Regions from separate parts of the Homo sapiens genome. Here region 2 is linked to region 1. The links are chromatin loops, found by intact Hi-C in ENCODE. Cell type or tissue: lower leg skin. All regions are shown on one strand.

Region 1 (2,500 bases):
ATCCACAACTTCCTGTCCTTTGGTTCCTTAGTTAAAACCAGCCCGAGGGCTGCCCACTCCCAGCCACTGTTCTGCCCCTGAGCTGACCTGTGATGGAGCCACCCCAGCGCCCACTCCACCACCCAGACCAGTAGACCTCAGAGAGGCCGACTGCTGAAGTCTTCTCCCAGGAGCCACGATTCATGGTGTACCCTGGACTGCCCAGTGCGACCAGGCTGCCCGGTGCTCACAGCACAGCCCTCTGGCAGGCAGGGCCCGAGAAAAGATGCTTTGCACAGGATGCCTGGAACCTCTTTCTGCCAAGTCAGGGCTGTCTTCTCACCAGGTTCCATGTCCCCACCCCTGTACTGCCCCATGTATCACTCCAGGAAGCCATTCGCCTCCACCCCCCCACACAAGCAGGTGTCCCCATGGTCATCCCAAAGCACAGCTTTCAGTCCCAAAATGCCACCATCTGGTAACAGAAGAGGGCTTGGGCCCCAGATGTCACAGCCACCAAAACCTTTGACCCCTGGGCAGTGCTGCAGGGAAGCAAGGAGGAAAGTGGAAAAACAGATCAAGCAAGATCTGAACATTTGACAAGGAGGCTGTGGAGCAGCAAGCAGGCGGCCCTGCGGTGGGCTGGGGGAGGGATGGTAGATACAAACTATTCTTCATTGTAAAAATCCAGGCAACAGGTCTTCCTCCTATACAGTTTCCACTATTGATTTAATAACTGAACACCTCAAGACAGATGATTTCAGGATCATTTTTCCTTAATTTTCTTTCTCATCTCTCAGAAGACAAGCACTAGCCCACAGGATATTCAAGGGTAATTCCATGAGCCTTGACTTCATCACACCCATAAAGTCCCTTTTGTCATATAACGTTCCATTCACAGGTCCCCAGGGATTAAAACACCAAAGTCTTTGATATATATGGAAGTGAGCTCAGAAGAAAAAGGGTTAAGGCTCAGCTGGACTCTCCGCTGGATGGGTATGAGGTCTTCTATGCCTACAGTGATGCGGGAGATACTTAGGGCTGCAGACTAATGTGTAGCCAAAGGAGGGACCCACTCTGGTAGCAATCCCGCTGTCATCAGAAGCCCCTCCTGCAAGGCAAATGAAGAGGAATTGGCCCCACAATTCCCCCTGCATCTCGCCCACCTGGCAGGCACCTGGCCCATGGGCCATGTTAAATTAGTCAGAAGACATTTCTTCCTCACTGCTGAAGCCCTGTGTGAAGTCCACACAGCTCCCACGGCAGGAGCTCCCTGGTGAGGAATGCAGCAGCTGGGGGACACTGGCTGACCCAGCTCCAACAGCTGCTGGGGTTGGGCAGCCACAGAGAGCAGCAACGATGCAGCAGCTGGCTTCCAGAACTGAAGTCCAGCCCCACCCCGCCCTCAAGAGCTTCCCAGTGGAGGCCAGGAGAGCTGAGGAAGGCAGGAAATTGAAACAAGATGGGTGGGATGAGAGTGCAGCCGGGACCCCACGCCCCAGGCTCCTCCTATTAATGCTACATGGAAGAGGGATTATTTATAGTGACTGAAACCAGAAGGATGTGCCAAGTGCTCCAGTCCCCATGGGAGGCCAGATTTCTTCCTGGAGGCAAGCTAGTAACCCTTCCACTTCTGTGGCTCAGGACAGGGTCAGGGGATCCCAGGAAAGGGAAAGGACTATTCTCTAGCCTTCCAGGATGAACCCTCTTTTTATAGGCGCACCTCCCTGCCTTCATTTTGCCCCATATTCTCTTACAAATGGCACAAACTTCTGTTTCTTCTACCAAAGTGCAAAGACCTTTGTTATGGGTTGAATTGTGTCCTCCCAAAATTCATATGTTGAAGCGTTAGCCCCAGGACCTAAGAATGGGACTGTATTTGCAGATAGGGTCTTTAAAGGAGTAATTAAATTAAAATAAAGTCATTAAGCTGGGCCCTAATCTAGTATCAATGGTCTTTATAAGAAGAGGAGATAAGAACACAAACACCACAGAGGGAAGACCCTGTGAAGACACAGGGAGAAGGTGGCATCTCCAAGCCAAGGAGAGAGGCCTCAGGAGAAACCAACCCTGCCAGCACCTTGATTGGATTTCCAGACTCCAAAATGTGATGTTTCTGTTGTGTAAGTACCCCAGCCTATGGTACTCTGTTATGACAGCGTAAGCACACTAATCCAGCCCTGTTCACAGCAAGCTTCATTCCAGCCCTCTACCTGCACCTTCAGCACCAGGAGGTGGGTGGTGTGGTTAGAACTCTGATGGCCACAGGCCCCCGCCAAGTCTGAAAGCTTTGCTGGAGGACACAAGCTATTCAGGTTGTGGGGTCCCTGTGCCTGTGACAAGCCTTCTCAGCAAAGCTGGGTGCCTTGAGTAACATTCTTCTCTTCCCCAGCCCTGCCTTAAACCCAGCAAAGGTGGCACATGTATCCAGGCAACTGTGAGATGGGGCAAAGCAGGAGGGAGGAGAGGGAATGCAGTTAGGGCACCCAGGGGCTGGCAAATGTGAGCCAGTTGGGTGTTT
Region 2 (2,500 bases), 270 kb after region 1:
CAAACCCATCAGCACCCATAGGAAATGGCTTCTGCAGAGTGAGTTGCAGGTTTTCAAGCCAGAAGATGACAGAAGGTGCCTGTCAAAGGAGCAGAATCAATACAGGGTGTAGGGGGCTGGAAGGTTGCACACCCAGGTCCCTGAATTGTTGTGCCTCTGACATTCATGCTATGTGACCTTGGACAGTTCTATCTCTTCTCCAGGCCTCAGGTTCCCCCACTATATTCTGCAGAAGCCGTGGTAACATGCTCAACAAAGAGATCTCCTACAAATCTTAAGTGCCAGGATTCTCCACCTGTCTTCCTGACATCAGCTAGGCATGGAGGAGCCAGGGCTGACCCAGCCACTTTCCCCATGAGGAACGACCACTTCTGTCCCCTTGAGTCCTCTGCTCCCCAAATACCTGTATCCTCAGTAACAAGCCAGGAGCCCTGGGAGACTGTGTTGCTTTCCTGGAGCCCTATGTGCTGTCCACACACCATGAACCCCAGTCACCATGCACTGGGTACTGGGAGACTCTCCCATGGGAGAGTAAATGCTTGCAGGAAGCAGAAACCTCTGCCTCAGCGATCCAAACCCAAGCCCTAATCAGATCCCAAGTGACTTTTTGGCTCAACATCATGACTCTAACAACAATTACGAGAACTTAGGTGGATTTGGATGTGCCAGATGCATGGGCACCATTAGGTATGGCTGTTACAGTCTTTGTTTCACAGGTGAGGAGCCTGAAATCCACCCCAAGGTGACCCAGTGTCAAGAAGGACGCAGCATTGCCAGGCTCCTTCCCGGTGTTCATGTTTCTCTCTGCCTGGGGGACCCTCACTCACTGCACAGCTCAAGCATCTTCTCTGGAAAGACTTCTTCCTGTGGAGAAACTTCCTCCCTCCTCTGGGCTTCCCCATACTTTGTATGCCATTGTTTGCTTCTATGAGAGTCCATGACTGTCACCTGAACTAGGATTCTTGGTGGACCTGTCTGTCTCTCCAAGCCCACCCCCTAGCCCTCCAGATCCTTCACGTAGGGATGAGTCTAATTCATTGCTAGATGCTCAACCTGTGGTTCAGAGTCTGGCAAAGTGTAGCTGCTCAGTGGGTGCTGAATGAAGAACAGGAGAGCCTCGAGGTCTCTGGAGTCCTGCAGGTGGCCAGCAGTGCAAAGCCAGGGTCAATATCTTTGGAATCTCCTAAGAGAGGACCTTCTCCCAGGCCCAGAGCAACACAAGATTCTTTCCTTCTTTTCCCAAACTGCATTACATTTTACTCTGCACCAGACTCTGTGCTGGGGCAGAGGTAGGTGGAAGGATCCAGAGGCATGTTGGATGTGAATAGTGCCCTTAAAGTATAAATAGTCCCAACTGGAAGTACGGGTGGTCAACAACAAACACCCCAACTCATGGCAGGGGCCAGCATAACCTTGATACCTGTGGCAGTTAGTGTCTGCAGTCAGTCTTCAATGGACCACACCTCCCAGGACTCACACCCACGTGCAGTCCCCTCTGCCTGAGTCTGGGCTGGCCCGGCGATTGGCTTTAATCAATAGGATGCAGCAGCAGTGACACTGTACCCATTCTGGGTGTGACCCTTAAGAAGGCCTGGCATCCTCTGCTTTTATACTCTTGGTATCCAACCACCATTCAACCCTACCCCAAGCTAACCATAGGAGAGACCATGTGGAGAAAGAGGGAGAGGTTCCAGCCTCCCAGCATCTCTGTAAAAGCACCAGAGACCTAAGTAATGCCATCTTGTATATACCAGGCACAGCTGCCATCTGACTGCAACCTCACGAAAGAGCCTAAGGAAAAGCAGCAGAAGAACTGCCCAGTTGAGCCCAGCCAGCCCTCAGAATGATGAGAGATAACACAACAGTTGCTATTTTATAATACTAACTTTTGGGGCAACCACAGTTAAATAAAACCATACCAAAACCTGGAATGGAGATTATAAGAAAAAAACCACAGGCCCATCTCCTCATGATCATAGCTTCAAACTCCCTAAAGAAAACATTAGCAAACCAAATTCAGTAATATGTAAAAAGAATAGCATGTCACATCTAATTTGGGTCTATTCCAGGAATGTGCAGTTGTTTTAACATTTAAAAAAAGAATCAATATAATTCATCCTACTAGTATATTGAGAAAGAAAAAAAATCATGCAGTCAGCTCAACAGTTACAGAAGAAGTGATGAAATTCAATATTCATTAATATTAGTAATTTTTAAAAATGATAAGATAAAATTCTTAGAAAACTAGGATGAAGAAAATATATTTAATTGATAAAGGGTATCTTTAAAAAAAAAGGCAGCAAACACAACTGTGAAACCCTAAGAGCTTCCTCATGAGATCAATAAAGCAACAGCAGGTCACACACACCACATATTGCACGATTCCATTCACATGAGATGTCCACAGTCTGCAGAGACAGAGGGCAGAGTCAGGGTTGCTCTGGGCTGTGCAAAATGGAGAAAGTGCCAGTGACTGATAATGAGTACAGAGTGGTGAAAA

Evidence for each region. A loop is a pair of places that touch in the nucleus more often than their neighbours do. Peaks named below come from ENCODE experiments on the same cell type or tissue, not always from the same donor. Only the 100,000 strongest peaks of a DNase experiment are listed, where the experiment ranks them.
Region 2: a loop joins it to region 1, with 6 times the contacts of the local background. A loop is called at or near these places in 1 of 110 quality-filtered maps.

The regions. Positions count from the first base shown.
Region 1 is chr10:49,108,741-49,111,240 of GRCh38, forward strand. The region is part of intron 1 of VSTM4 (V-set and transmembrane domain containing 4); the gene reads right to left. Among named protein-coding and RNA genes, the nearest start is that of VSTM4, 5.5 kb to the right of the region's middle. RefSeq lists an enhancer at 1-766. In lower leg skin, no CTCF peak of the experiment used is centred here; a DNase peak (open chromatin) is centred at 1,411.
Region 2 is chr10:49,375,967-49,378,466 of GRCh38, forward strand. All of the region lies in intron 6 of DRGX (dorsal root ganglia homeobox), which reads right to left. Among named protein-coding and RNA genes, the nearest start is that of DRGX, 19 kb to the right of the region's middle. In lower leg skin, no CTCF peak of the experiment used is centred here; a DNase peak (open chromatin) is centred at 1,145.